Regions from separate parts of the Homo sapiens genome. Here region 1 is linked to region 2. Evidence: chromatin loops called from intact Hi-C (ENCODE). Cell type or tissue: CD4-positive, alpha-beta T cell. All regions are shown on one strand. Links, peaks and the distances in the headings refer to the core of each region. The heading gives the core; the rest is flanking DNA.

Evidence for each region. Hi-C counts contacts between places; a loop is a spot of excess contacts. Peaks named below come from ENCODE experiments on the same cell type or tissue, not always from the same donor. Only the 100,000 strongest peaks of a DNase experiment are listed, where the experiment ranks them.
Region 1: it touches region 2 in a loop (6-fold over the local background); 3 of 110 quality-filtered maps call a loop at or near these places.

The regions. Positions count from the first base shown.
Region 1 is chr14:99,605,921-99,613,121 of GRCh38, forward strand. It overlaps a transcript of HHIPL1 not described here. Among named protein-coding and RNA genes, the nearest start is that of CCDC85C, 5.3 kb to the left of the region's middle. RefSeq lists an enhancer at 552-846. In CD4-positive, alpha-beta T cell, for the core only: a CTCF peak has its summit at 3,720; no DNase peak of the experiment used is centred there.
Region 2 is chr14:99,966,951-99,975,262 of GRCh38, forward strand. It overlaps a transcript of EVL not described here and the pseudogene RPS2P3. Among named protein-coding and RNA genes, the nearest start is that of EVL, 94 kb to the right of the region's middle. RefSeq lists an enhancer at 1,055-1,664 and silencers at 1,722-2,016, 4,374-4,423, 4,564-4,643. In CD4-positive, alpha-beta T cell, for the core only: no CTCF peak of the experiment used is centred there; DNase peaks (open chromatin) are centred at 4,541 and 5,491; H3K4me3 peaks cover 1,822 bases; H3K27me3 peaks cover 116 bases.

The DNA of each region.
Region 1 (7,201 bases), core at 631-5,630, 360 kb before region 2:
GGTCAGAGGTCAGAGGGGCCAGATCATGTATGATTCCAAGACAGCTGGGGAGGCAGTGGGGTTTTAGCAGGGAAGCAACATGACCTGGTTTACCTTTTTAAGAGGCTCACCCTGGCCCACATGTTGAGAAGAGATGGAGGGGAGTACACAGAGAGGTCCAGATTCAATATCTCATCTCCCACCCGTTCGCCACTCTCTCCAGACAGATGGTCAGGGGAGGGTGGTGGGGAGAGGATGGGCTGAGCACAGCTTCCAAGGTTAAACCCCAGGGATGCTGAGGGTCTCCCAGGCCCTGCCCAAGAGAACCAGCTCCTGAGGGGAGGGGACATCCTCCCCTCTGAGGCACTGCTCTGCTGGTCCAGCACAGCTCAGTTTGGGTTTAGAGAGGGAGGGGCTTTCAGCTTCTGCCTGGGGGAGCTGCAGGTCTGTCTCAACCCCCAGGAAGCCATATTAACTTCAAGGAGCTCCTTGCAGGCTCCCTGCAGAATGAAGCCTGTGCACAGAGTTGCTCCCTGGAGATCGAAGCGTAAACGTTGGATACACCATAGGAAAAACCCACCAGCTCACCAGGGAAGTTGCTGAGACAGCACTGTGCTTTGTGAGAACCCCCTCCCCGTTCGTGCATGGCTCCTGGTGGTTCCTGGGGCCTGTTATCTCTGCCCCCTGATCCTCCAGAGCTGGCAGCTTCCGCTGAACTTCCAAGAAGAAAGTGAAGCCTCTATCTAGGTGGGGTTTGTTTGCGTCATCTACAGGCTGTGTGGACCAAGGACCAAGAGTTCCTCTGTGGAGTCTTGATAGCTTTGCTCACATCCTCAGGGTAGAACAAAGACAAGGTGCTAGTGGTGGTGGTACTGGGTGGTTTGAGGGAGGGTCTCTCTGCTCCCCACACCAGGGCTGGGAATGCTTGGGCAGAACAGGACAGGACCAGAGGAGGTGAGAGGGCCCAGGGCTGAAACAGCGTCCTGAAGGAAAAGGGACTCCCCAGGCCAGAGCCCCCTCCCGGAGGGCCCATATCGCAGGGTCCAGCAGTAGGTGCCATGCCCCCTGGAGTACTCACAGCCCAACAGAACCAGGATCCCAAAATGTCAACGTGACTTTGCCTTTTTTTTTTTTTTTTTTTTTTTTTTGGCTAAGACAGGGTCTCACTCTGTCTCCCAGGCTGGAGTGCAGTGGCATGATCTTGGCTCAGTGCAGCCTCAACCTCCGGGCTCAAGAGATCCTCCCACCTCAGCCTCCTGAGTAGCTGGGACCACAGGCACCACCATGCCTGGCTATTTTCTTTTCTTTTCTTTTTTCCCCCATAGAGACAGAGTCTCACTGTGTTTCCCAGGCTGGTCTCAAACTCCTGTGCTCAAGCAATCCAATTCTCCTGCCTCAGTGACTTTGCTTCTTAAGCCCCTTGGTCATGACAACTCTGCTTTGTTATGAAAACAGTGAAACCAAATCATGGTGCACTAACAGTCATACTGTAGGTGCCCAGGGAAAGTAGCTGTGAGTCTTTTCAAAATAAAGGTGCCCCACCAACATTCTACCCCCCTTTTTTTAAAGACTCTCCCAGGATGTGTGTGTTCATTTAGAGCCACACACATTTGTGAGAGCCAGCAGGGGCTGAGAACCGGTACGCTAACACACGGTAGATGCTAATACATGGTAGACAAAATACTCCAAAACCTAGGGCCTGTGGGGGGAGTACTGGTACAAGCTGGTGACAAGCAGAGTGTGCCCCTCACTTTCAGGGGGAATGGACTTTCTTACTCTTCTCTATGGTTGGGGCTGTGAGCTCCAACCCCAGAGGCAGTACCATTTGGTGTTTGCTGAGTGAATGTCAAACCTCTCAGTACGTGACAGATTGAGTCTGAGGCTTCATTTTGAAGGTGAGGAAAAACAGAGCCCCAGAAGGGAGATGCCTGGCCCAAGGTCACTTTCATTCATTAGCTCACTGAACATAGAGGAAATCTATGAGTATATATGCATTTATACACAAACACATTTAAATGGGAATATATATATACACATTGCAATGCATTGTGGTAAGTACTGCAAATGAGAATGGGCAGAACACATCATTGTGGGAGCATGCTCAGGCACTGGGAGTGGCTTCCTAGAGGAGGTGAATCTTGAAGGAGTTTGTCGTCTTGTGGAGTGGGGAGGAGGCTCCAGGTGGAGGAAGCAGTACAAGCAAAGGCCCAGAGGTGAGCAGGCGAGGGGTGTGGAGAGACACTATTACACCTTGCAGCTGGGGTATACAGAAGGGAACAGCAGGGTGGGGAAAGTCGGGAAGAGGTTGAGCGATGGAGCTGGGCAGAGGAGGGCTTTGTAAGCCTCAGAAGGAAGCTGGACCCTTTCCCTGGGAGCTCTGATATCTAATAATAATGGCAATGACAATGACAATAACCAACACCACCTGCCGCTTATCCTAGACTCAGTATATGCCAATGATTCTAACCTGTCCTCTTTTGAGGGTTATAATAAACCTATGAGGAGGTGTCATTAGCCCTTCGAGGATTGAACATGGGTTCTTATTGGCTGGTTGTTTGCCTCCAAGAAGCTCAGCTCATTGGGCGTGAACTTACAGGCAGTGTTCAGAGGCTTGTGGACACCCAAGGACTCTGGTATGGCCAACAAAGTGTTTGGTGGTAGCTGAATCTTCTTCAGGACAGTGAGGCAATGGTGGCTGACCAGGTCTGGGCCAGACTATGAGGTATCATCCTGAAAGGCTACCAGCAGCAAGAAGTCAGGGTCCACTGAAAAGTGGTTAAGTGTTACTAATATGGACAATGTTGACTGGGCACTTTCTAGGTACCCAGCACTGTGCTAGAGTTCCACATAGATTGTCTCACTGACTCCTCACTGATGCGGTAAGAACCCTCTGTTCCCATTTTACAGAGTAAGAAACTGAGGCTCACACAGGTTAAGTCACTTGCCCAAGGTCACATGGCTAGCAAGTGGCTGAACCAGGATTTGAACCCAGGACCATCTGAGCTCCAGAGTGTATCTGACCCCATAGACTACTGTCTCCCACACCTCAGTTTCCCTTCTCAAGAAGGAGGAATGGGGTGGATGCTCTGCGATGTCTCTTCTGCTGTGACTCTGGTTCTGTGATGCTGAGTGTCTGCAAGGTGCCTGGACCCATGTTCACCACCCACTTCCTCCTGCTTCAGGCTTTTCCATGTTGTGACCAAGCCTCAGTGGCTCTGACGCCTCTGGATGGCACCTGTGGTCAGAGCTCTCCAGCTATTTCTACTGATAGAACACTGCATGTCATTAGCTCAGTCTCCCTGCAACTCTATCACTGTCTGGGTGGGTGACCCTAGACCAGTCCCTTGTCCTCTCAGAGCCCCAGTATTCTCATCCAAGCCCTCCCTGACAGAGCTAGTGTTAAGCACTTGGCAGAGCTCTTGCAAAGCTCTGGGGAGGGGAGCCACGCTTCCTTTCCCATCCTCTGCACCAGGACTATCTTCCCATGAGGATATTTCTACCCATTTTCCAGAGGCAAACACTGAGGTCCAGTGAAACAAGGATTGTCCAGGAAACCCCATGCTTGCCCCTGGCAGACTGGGCTACAAAGGATTCTGGGTATGGCCCTGGGCTGCCACCTTCTTCCTTTTGGGGTGGGGCCAGCCCAGAATATGGGGATCCTCAAGAACACAGAGTTCCGAGGTCATGTGTCTCAACTCCCACATTTATAGGTGGGGAAACCGCATGAAGCTGGGACTGCCAGTTTCCCTACATGCTGGACCGCCAGGGGCAGCAGTGAGAGGGCTAGGGGAGGATGGGTTCCTTCATCCCCACTGTTAACCATCGTGCCAGGCACCTTTCTGGAGCTCAGGAAGTCCGCACTGCACAGGACGGCTGCCTAGAACCGCTGATGTTGCAAGGCAAGGGTGCAGCTGAAGCCCAAAGGGCCTCACATGTTGACAAAAAGCCTCAAGTATAACCTGATGGCAGTGGGGAGCCACAGAAAGGCTTAGAGCAGAGGAGAGATCTGGCCAGACTTGTGTGTGATTAGAAAGCACTCAACAGGAGGTTTGAGGGGAGATCACTGAGACTAGCAGACAGTGAGAAGGCTTTGAGGCCAGGCAGGCCAGAGCCAGAGCCAAGTGTGATGGAAATAAAGAGATTGATGGGGGCTGTCAGCATCTGACCCCTCCCTTTCCATGACTTCCCAGCCAGAGCCATGGAAATTCTCCGCCTGCCCCTTTAGCTGCTGACATCTCCTCACACCATCGCCTGATGGAACAAGACAAGAGGGAGGCTCAACATACTGGGGAAACTGAGTCAGGGGAGTTCTTTGCAGAGCTGGCTATTGCCTCAATGCACTTAATATTATTCTTATGGTGAACTGGTTCATATTACAAAGAACACTGAGAAGCATATGCCTGGGAGCCCACCACCCAGACTAAAGTATTACCACTTCTGCTTTTGATGCTCCTGCAGCCCCTCCTGGTCACAGGTCCCAGCCTTCCCCGACCCAAGGGTATCTGGGAATCTCAGTGTTGTGTTGGTTATTCCTGTGCTTTCAGCTTACCATATTTCTCCCTTATAAGATAGTGTTTAGACCAGGCACGGTGGCTCACACCTGTAATCCCAGCACTTTGGGAGGCCAAGGCAGGTGGATCACTTGAGGCCCGGAGTTCGAGACCAGCCTGGCTAACATGACAAAACCCCCATCTCCAGTGAAAATACAAAAATTAGCCAGGTGTGGTGGCAGGTGCCTGTAATCCTAGCTATTCAGGAGGCTGAGGCAGGAGAATCGCTTGAACCCGGGAGGCAGAGGTTGCAGTGAGCAGAGATCATGCCACTGCACTCTAGCCTAGACAACAGAGCAAGACTCCACCTCAAAAAAAAATAGTGTTTGATTTTGCATGCTTTTGAACTCTTTCATGGCATGGTCCTTCATGTGTTCATTTGCAGCGTGCTTCTGCCCTCATTATGTTGGTACATGTAGCTGTAGTTCATTCATTTTCATAGCCATATAGCAAGGTTACTCAACCTCAGCGTGGTTGTGAGGGGCTACTGTGTGCATTGTAGGACATTCACCAGCAACCCTGGCCTCCACCCATTTGACGGAAGTAGTACCCCTGTCCCCCACTTTAAAAACTAAAAATATTTTCATACATTGCCGAATTGCCCTTGGCTAAGAACTACTGCTATCTTAGATCCATTGCATGCATATATTACCTTTACTTTTCTCCTGTTGAAGACATTTGTTTCTAGTTTTGTTTGTTTGTTCATTTGAGACTCTGTCACCCAGGCCAGAGTGCAATGGTTCAGTCATGGCTGACTGCAGCCTTAACCTCCCAGACTCACTCAAGTGATCCTCCTGCCTCAGCCTCCTGAGTAGCTTGGACTACAGGCTCTCACCACCTGTAATTTTTTTTTTTTTTTTTTGAGATGGAGTCTCACTCTGTCACCCAGGCTGGAGTGCAATAGCACTATCTCGGCTCACTGCAACCTCCACCTCCTGGGTTCAAGTGATTCCCCTGCCTCAGCCTTCTGAGTAGCTGAGATTACAGGCATCCACCACCACGCCCAGGTAATTTTTAGTAAAGACAGGGTTTCACCATGTTGGTCAGGCTGGTCTCGAACTCCTGACCTCAGGTGATCCACCCACCTTGGCCTCCCAAAATCCTGGGATTAAAAATGTGAGCCACCGTGCCTGGCCTTTTTTTTTTTTTTTTTTTTTAAAGAAAGATTGGTTCTCACTATGTTGCCCAGGCTGATCTTGAACTTCTGGCCTCAAGTGATCCTCCTGCCTCAGCCTCCTAAAGTGTTGGGATTTCAGGTGGGAGCCACCATGCCCAGCCTAGTTTTTGGGTTGTTTTTTTTTTTTCCTATAAGCAATGCCCTGTGGACCTTCTTATACGCGTGTCCCAACGCACATGAGTATGAACTTTGCTCACATCTATACCAAGACAGAGAATGTCAGGGTCACACAGTACACACAGGTTGGCTAGACAGTGCCAAAGTGCTTTCCAAAGAGCTGGGGCTAATTCTTACTCCTGCCAGAAGGATATGGGATGTGCCTTGCCCATCCTCGGTGATGTCTAGGGTTGTCACTCTGGTGGGCAAAGATGCTTGTACTTTCTTTAACCTGCTTTGTCTTTCTTGAGGCTCTGTATTAATTTATTCTCACCTGCTATGAAGAAATACCCAACACTGGGTAATTTACAAAGGAAAGAGGCTTGATTGACTCACAGTTCCGCGTGGCCAGGGAAGCCTCAGGAAACTTACCAATCACGGTGGCAGGAGAGAGAATGAGAGCCGAGCGATGGGGAGAGCCCCTTAGAAAACCATCAGGTCTTGTGAGAACTCACTGACGATGAGAGAAACTGCCCTTATGATTCAACTATCTCCACCTGGTCCCGCCCTTGACACGTGGGGATTATTACAATTCAAGGTGAGATGTGGGTGGGGACACAGAGCCAAGGCTTATCGGGCTCTCAGAGCACAAGAGAAGCCCAGGCCAAATTTCATACTGGAGGTGCCCCATGTATTGGGAATAAAACCCAGAAGAAGAAGAGGAAACAGCAGAGCAGGTTTACTCACTTGGGATTTAATTGAAGTGTTTGTATTAATCAAATTGATGCTTTCACAGGTACACAAATACAATGTAACATGATTTATGCTACTTATAATTACGGGGTTTACATCAAGTGACAGATTCCAGGCCCCAGACACATGGTCTTTCTTTGAGCCCAGCTGTGCACTTCTGTAACTGTTGCACCACTGTGCTGGGAGTGGTGAGGCCCAGGCCCACCCGTGATATGGGGGTGTTTCTGTCTCCTCCCCAGTGGTGCCCTCCTGGAGGATTAAGCTTCATTTTTCTCTGGGACTCTCAGTGCCTGGCCCCCGGGTTGCCCTGGGGGAGTCTGCAGCTGCACCCTCTGGGTCAGGTACCTCCAGCCCCCACAGCCTCTGGACGGCTCACGTCCCAGGCCTTGGGTGCTGCCCTAGGCCTGAGGTCTACAACCTCACAAAGCCGCCCCACCTGGCCCTACCCTGCCCTGACCACTGCAGAGATCTGAGACCAATCTCCTCCAGTGCCTGAATATTTCATGCAGTGAGGGTGGAATGAAAGTCGCAAAGACCTTAATTGTTAATGTGGCTTCTGCTGGCTGCAGGCCCAGCCCTCCCAGCCCCCTCCTGTTTGATACAACAACAGCAGTAACAGTAATTCCTCCTGCACCCCAGGCCTTGT
Region 2 (8,312 bases), core at 1,975-6,974:
TACTTGGCTTAGTTTTCTTCTTCAATTAAGTGGAGACATTAAGTTCCCATAAAGTGGGAACACTCAGACTTGGCTGCAGAACAGCAGGCCTGCTCCCGCCCAGCCCTGTGACACAGCCAGGTGGGAGCAGGTCCCTGGAGAAACTCCAGCCAGCCTGCCCACTGAGGGGGAGCCTCGGGAAGTTCACAAGGTTTGCAGCAGGGAGGAGCCTGGCCCCTCCCCTTCCTGCGTGGAACCCGGGATTCCGACTGCCAGGCCGGGCGGGAAGCGCTCTAGCGGAGGGACTCTGGCCTTGCGAGAGGAAAACCAGAAAATTCTGTCATGGGGCTCTGGAACCCCCATGCTCACCCGCTCCCGCCCTGGGGAGTATACTTCTGCTGTCAATAAATCTCTGCTTTTATTGCTTCATTCTTTCCTTGCTTTGTTTGTGTGTTTTGTCCAGTTCTTTGTTCAAGATGCGAAGAACCTGGACACCCTCCACCGGTAACACTAGGTCCTCCTTTCTCCTTGCAAACAGTGGCACTAAGAAGTTGCCCTCCACAAGACAGGTAGCAAAGATTTTCCCCCAGCCCCGTCTGGCCACGCTTCTTATTGATGGGTCCAGATCTCTAAGTCACCCCAGCAGAAGGCTGGAGTGCTCCCCGGTATGACTATAGGGCCCTCATCCCAGAGTCACCCCTCCTGCCTTCAAAGCCAGTAAAACATGATCTTAGGGAAATCACTTTTGAGTGGGGGAGCCCGAGAGAGGTGAAATTAAAATAAGCTCCAGGCCGGGCACGGTGGCGCACACCTGTAATCGCAGCACTGTGGGAGGCCAAGGTGGGTGGATCACCTGAGGTCAGGAGTTCAAGACCAGCCTGGCCAACATGGCGAACCCCCATCTCTGCTAAAAATAAAAAAATTAAGCTGAGTGGGCATGGTGGCGGGAGGCTGAGGCACCAGAATTGCTAGAACCAAAAAAAAAAAAGCTCCAGCTTTGACCCACAGGCCATCTTCAAGGTGTGGAAGCCAAAATGGACCAGAAGTAATTTCTATTTCCTGCCAGATAGAACACAAGCAGGAGCCGTAGTTGCCAAAAATGCCCGCGCACACAGGCTAGTGGTCTCTGACCCTCCCAGGGCACTGCTTGGGTTGGAATGGCGGCGCTCACGCAGGATTCCTTCAATTCTGCACTGTCACAAGCCCACAGGGCTGGAGAGGCTGGCAGCACAAAGAGGAATGAGACTCGCTTGCTGGTCTCATGAAGTTCACAGCCTAGTTGGGGAGCCTGCAAGTAAGAAGACAATCCCGATGCAGGAGGGCAGGCGTGTGACCCCGAAACAGTGTAGAGAAGGAGCCTGCAGCCTGTGGTGGGGGAGGGTGGTGCTGAGCGGTCCAGGAGAGACCTGACACATAGCAGGATTGAAGATGATTTGCCAGGCAGGCTGAGGCAGTGAGCAGGGCAGGAGAGGAGGCAGACACGTGCCGAGGAGCGCAAGGCACATTAAACGAATGGATGAATGAAGGAAAACTAGCCATGCTGTGTTTAAGGAAAACAACTGCTGGTAATAACTGAGTTGGGCAATGAAATTAATGGTGTGAATGAAAAAGGGGTACAGGGTCACAGGTGGTCCCCCAAACCCCTGAGACATCTGTGGTTGTCTAAGCGTGCTTTACTTTGGATTCTGGCATGCATTTGTAACTCACTTATGCTGGTTAATGTGAACCAGACATGGTCTCATTGGTGAATCATCGAAAGCAACTGTGTTTCTTTCCATTATTTGTGGTGAGTTTCGTTTTGGCAAACACTAAGCAATGGAGAAGATGGTCCATGGAGCTGGCTCCTCAGCAGTGACCCCAGGGCTGGAAAAACTTCAAGAACTGGGCAGGCAGTCCAAGGCCTTGGAGTCTGCAGAAATACATGCTCATTTGGCTCTTATTCCAGTCACCTGTGTGACCTCCTGGGGCCTCAGTTTCATCACCCTCTGGACAAGTAGGTTGGATGAGATGCCCTTTGAAGACTTGCTAGCTCTGTTATCTGTGACTCTGTGACTATCCTGAACCCAACAAACAGCCAAAATCATCTTTCCTGCCTCCCTTACAAATGGAAATTCCAGCCCAGGAGCGCTTGGAGGCATGGGTCGTCAGCCTGGCTGAGTGTCCTGCACCCACACACATCAGATGTCATGAAATCACTGACTCTGGCAAGGAAACTTTCCAAATCCTAGGACTGGTGACCTCCAGAAATAAGTCATTCGGGGGAGCCACATGTCCAAATGTTAATTTTCTTTTTATCAGAAGAATGGAAAACATGAATTCATGTACTTTTAAGGAATAAAGCCTTTGTTCAGAAAATGCAAAACGTGCCAAATAGACTGTGGTTTCAAATTATGTTTCGTTAAGGAAGAGGGGAGGGGAGGCGAGGGGGAGGGTACTGAAGAAGGGCAGAAAAGGCCTTTCTCGGGATCTACTTTGTGTGGACATCGGCATCTCATCTGAGCCTCAGCAGCACCTGCCAGATGGGCTTTAGGATTCCCACCTGCCAGAGGAGGAATGGAGGTCAGAGAGGTGTGAGCTGGAGGATTAACACAAGGAGCCTCTGACTCCCCAAGCATCCCAGGGTCTGTCAGACAAAGACCAATGCCCACTCAGGTGGAAGCAGGGCACAGGATAGGATGTGAGTGGTCCCAATCTGTCGTCTCTCAGCTCCTCCTGCAGCTCATGAAGCCCTCTGATGAACAAACATCAGCTGCAAGAAACAACCTCTCCAGGAGCAAGACGGTAACAACTTGTCAGACTTCAGGGCAGCAGGGAAAATACCTGATCTGGAGATCAGAGTGGGCCACATGCTGAAAGAGCATCAATAAACCAGGCTGCAAACAAGCAGGCCTGTATCCCAAGGTCTCAGCACAGGACTTTGATAGGCAGTGACCAGGGGTTAACCTTGCCTTTCCATAGCACAGCTGGAATGTCCCCAGGTGACCTGAGGCTTGTGCATTTTAGTAAATTTTAGGATGCAACAAGACTCTCCTGTAGCAAAGAGACCACTCTTGAACTTGTGAAGAGAGGGACAAATGAGGTTATGAGAGGGTACCACCCTCAGGGGCTGCTACCAGGGCTGTAGGAGATCATGGTACCCTTTCAGGTTTGACAACTCTGGGCTTAAACAAATACAGGAAGGAAAGTGGAGGTGCTACAACCAATCGCTAGGGAACTCTAAATACCTGTACACGGTGAGGGAGGTACAAGGAGACAGGGAGAGAGAGAAGCACATAGAGACCCAAACTGCAGCCCATGACACTGATGTTCAACCCCAGCAAACTAGAACGCATGGGCACTGGGATTCCGAGTCAGAAAAACGCTGCTTGAGACTTGGCTCCACCATTTACTATATCTTGGACAAAACTGCTTAACACACACAGCCTCTCCTCAATCCTGGACAGGAGGAAAATAGCGACCCTTCATTGCCCTCCTAACTGCCAGACGCTGACAAACGCCTTAAATGCTCTTGTTCAGACCGTTTTTCAAAAGGTAGCTATTAACGTTCTGTGACACGGGGAAGGGAGGCAATAGTGCCCATACTGGTAATGCATGAGGAACTTTGTCTTCTTTTTTTTTTTTTTTTGAGACAGAGTCTCACTCTGTCTCCCAGGCTGGAATGCAAGATCTCGGCTCGCTGCAACCCCTGCCTCCTGGGTTCAAGCGATTCTCCTTCTGCAGCCTCCCAAGTAGCTGGGATTAAAAGTGCGTGCCACCACGCCGGGCTAACTTTTTGTATTTAGTAAAGACAGGGTTTCACCATGTTGGTCAGGCTGGTCTCGAACTTCTGACCTCAGGTGATCCACCCGCCTCAGCCTCCCAAAGTGCTGGGATTACAGGCGTGAGGCACTACGCCGGGCCGGAACTGTGTCTTCTTACACACGGGGAGTGAGACCCTGGAGGATCTGGGGTTTCCAGCCACCAGTGAGATTCACTAACCTTTAGGAAAGATGGGGATTTAAAAACCAGAGACAACCTGGACGAACTACTTGACGCTGTGTACGGTAAATGTGATTTTTCACAGGCTGTGGTTCTGGGGACCCGTGTGGGCTCTTGTTGAGCTGGGGGAGATACTTCGAATACTGATATCGCCCCAAAGCTGCAACTCTCCGGCCCCGCCACGGCTCCTTATGTACAAAGAGAGGGAATCAGTCGCCGGTGACCTCGACGGCCCTCGGATCAGGGATGCCCCGAGTCCGAGCGGGCAGGGTGCTCAGCAGGGCCAGGTGATGGGAATCATGGGGCCATCGAGCACGGACCCTGGCTCCCCCGGTGGCCTCTGTGAGCTCTGGGGTCAGGCGGGGACTGGAGGAGCGTCCGCGCCGGGAGGGAGCGCACCGCGCCACGTGCCCGCCCGGCGCCCCGCCCCCACCCCGGCCACGCCCCTCGCGCTTCCCTCAAAGCCCCGCCCCTCAGCCCCGCCACTCTCGTCCGCCCCGCCCCTCGCAGCCTCAAGCTCAGCGCTCCCGGAGGCGCGGACGGTGGGGCCCCGCGCCTTTTGTGTCGGGCTTTGACCGCCGCGCGCGCTCATTCACCTCAGCGGCCGCGGGCGGAGGGGCGCACGCGCGCGCAGTCCCCTCGGAGGGCGGTGGGGCGAACAGCAACGCGCGTACCCTAGCTCTTGGCTGCTGTGCTGAGACTAGCCCGCGCGCCCGCGCGCCTCTCCCTCGAGGACTCGGAGCCGCCCGCGCACTCGCCAGGGGCCGCCGCCCCGAGTCTCAGGCGGACGCGCACGCGTTCCCGCCGCCCGGACCCCAGCCGGCTCGCCCCCCGCCCCCCCATCCCCCGGCGGCGGCCCCCAGGCACGCGCCCGCGCACACGCCGGCCCGGGCACGCGCCCGCCAAGATGGCAGGGGCCGGGGCCCAGCTGTCAGTCGCCGCCGCCGCGGCCCTTCCCCGCAGCTAGCGGCCCCGACGCCCACCCGGAGAAGATGAGCCCCCGCTGCCCCCCGCAGCCCAGTCAGACGCGGAGCCGCCGCGCCCGGGGCCGGCTCCCCCGCTAGCGCCCGCGTCCCGCGCCCCGCCGCCGCCGCCGCCGCCGCCGGGTCGCCCCTGGCCCGGCGCGCCCGTCCCCGGCAGCGACAATGAGGTGAGTCGGGGCCGGCGCCTCGTGGGAGGTGGCAGCGGCCAGCGTCGGAGGGGCTGGGCTGGGGGCCCGCGGTGCCCCCGAGGGCGGGAGGGGGGCTCCACGGGCGCGGGGGCTTCCAGAGAACCGCGGGGGCTCTGCAGAGATTCGGGGGCATTCAGAGCGCGGGAATGGCTTCGCGAGAGCCGTGGGGGCGTCTGGAGAGCCGGGAGGGTCTGCAGGGCTTGTGGGGGGCAGTGTTCTGCAAGGGGCAGGCGGCGCTGGCTTTGGCTGCTTGTGGGGTCCTCTTAGGCTCCGGGGGGCCTGCGGCGGCCTGGGAGGCAGACCCCCGCGGGCAGGTGTGGCCGTGTCCCGACCGCGCGAGGACCGAAGTTGGCGGAAGCCCCTGTGCGGTGCCTTCCAGCCCGGAGGAGGCTGGCCTGAAGCCCCCAGGCGTTGCCGAAGCCTCCCCCTGCCAGCGCCCAGAGCCGCGTTTGGGCTTTTACAGGTGTAGTTTCCCCTCGACTTGGAGCCCGTCAACCCCTTCGTCTCCTAATTCTCAACCCCCCTTTTTTTTCTTCTTGCACGCCAGTAAAGTGCAAGGCCCCCAAATGTACCGCTCGTTGATGTATCACCCAGCTCGGGAGCCTGCTGATTATCAGGCCAAGAAATAAAACCTTGCTTCTGCCAGAAGCCCGGTGCCCTCTCCCAGTCGCTAAACCCTCCCTTCCTCTCCAGATCCTGTCGTGACTTTTTTGGGGTAATCACTTTTTTTTTTTCCATTTGTAATTTTGCTTTCTGAACACGTATCTCGTAAAAACTGTAGTTTGTAACTATAGTTTCGTTTTGCCTGTTTTGTATTATTTATGACAATGAAATAATACAGTATTCTTTTGTGTCTGGTGTTTTTCAAGATGTTTTCGAGATCCATTCCGTTGTAATCGTTATTTGTTCATTTTTATTGGTCTATAGTATTCTGTTGTAAGAATATACCACAGTGTACGCATTCTACTGTTACTAGACATTTTAGTTGTTTCTAGCTTTGTTGGCTATTAATAATGCTGTTATGGATATTGTTGTGTATCTCCTGGTGCATTCATTTCGATTGGGTAGATATCTAGTAGAATTTTTAGGTCAAAAGATAAGCATATCTTTAGCATTAGCGGTAAACACCAAGTTGCCAAAGTGGTTCTACGAGCTGACATTCTTACCAAAAAATGTGTGAGAGTTCTTGTTGCTTCACCTCCTTCTCAACACTTGGTATTGTCAGTCTTAAATTTTAACCATTCTGGTGATTATGAAATGATATCCCATTGTGGTTTTAATCTGCAGTTTCCTGTTGACTGATGAGGCTGAACATCTTTTTATTTTTATTTGGTATAGTTTTCTGGAGTGCCTGTTCAGATATCTTGCCCACATTTCTCTTGGGTTTTTGTTTGTTTGTTTTGAGACGGAGTCTCGCTCTGTTGCCCAGGCTGGAGTGCAGTGGTGCGATCTCGGCTCACTGCAACCTCTGCCTCCTGGGTTCAAGCGATTCTGCTGTCTCAGCTTCCCGAGTAGCTGGGATTACAGGTACGTACCACCACACCTGGCTGATTTTTGTATTTTTAGTAGAGACGGGGTTTCACCATGTTGGCCAGGCGGGTCTCGAACTCCTGACCTCAGGTGATCAACCCGCCTTGGCCTCCCAAACTGCTGGGATTACAGGCATGAGCCACCGAAAATAGTTTCCTGTAAAATATTAGAAAGCTTACATGTGTTTTCCCTTTTACATTAAGATATATGGTTCACCAGAAATTCATTTTTGTGTGACATAATGTGAAAAAGGGGTTAAATTTTATTTTTACTTAACACCATTTTTTTCAGCACCATTTATTAAAAAGATAATCTTTTCCCCATAACTCTGTTGTACCACCTTTGTCATCTTCCAGTCTTCGCTTTGGAGTTATTTTCTTTCTGCCTGAAGAATACTCTTCAGTATTCTTTAGTGCAGGTCTGGCAACAAATTCTTAGTGTTTGTCGAAAAACATCATTATTTATTCTTCATTGTTTTCTTTTTTGTAAGTTTTATTGAGATATAATTCACACAGTAAAATGTACCCATTTAAAGCCTATGGTTTAGTGGTTTTTAGAATATTCAGTTATACAACCATTACCACATCTAATTTTAGAACTTTTTTCCATTTGTGAAGTGTCTTTTTATTAGTTTTATAGAACTCTTGGTTTGCCATTGATTTCTTTTAGCATTTTAAAAATTTAATTCACTTTATTTTTCTTGTATAAAAATCCTGCATTGTATAATAGCCATAGCTGGAGCCTGGGTTCTCTGCAGTGGAGACTCTGGTCAGTGAATTCCTAGTTTCCTAATAGGTAGACTTGGTGAATATGGTCTCCTTCCAGAGCTTGGGGATCAGATAGCTGTAGGTCTTTGAGATGACATTAACAGTGGCCTTGGTGAAGTTGCCCAGGGTGGCAGTGCAGCCCCTGACTGAGGTGTGGCAGTCCTTAATGCCAGCCATCATCAACAGCTTTTTGGGCACAGAGATCAAGATGAAACCATTGTCTCTGTGTGTAGAGATGAGGTGTACCAGCACAGAGTTGCAGTGGTCTGTCACCTTGCAAGGAATGCCGTGGGGCTTGCCAGTGTTGTCTCCTGAGATGCCTCTCTGCACCGGGACAGTGGAGAGCTTGACAAAGATGATGACTCCTTGGATGGTAGTAGGTACCGTCTTGGAGCATTTAACACCCAGACCGACATGGATATTTTAGTCCCCAATGGCAACAAGTGCCTTGAATCTGGACCACTGGCCAGTGCAAGTCTCCATTTTTACTGGCATAATCTTAAACTCATTCGTGAGGGTTGCCCCCAGGAAAAAGTCGATGATCTCAGCCTCCTTGATGGGCAGGGAGAGGAGATAGAGCTTCAGGGACTTAATCTTCATGTCCTTGACTATGCTGCCCAGTTTGATGATGGGGACCTACTCCTTGGCCTTGGCCTTGGCCTTGGCCTTGCCACCACCAGCTCCGTGGCCCCAGCCTTAGCCCTGGATGCCACTGCTGTGGCTTCCCATTTTGGGGCCTCTAGGCCCTCCCACTGCACTGGTCTCATTCGCCATTTGGTGTTTTCTTGGAGAACTCTTTTAGCATTTTAAAGCTATTTCATTATCTATGACTTAGTTTCTGTTGAGAAGTCACTTGTCAGTCTCTTGTTCCTTTGAAAGTAGTCTTT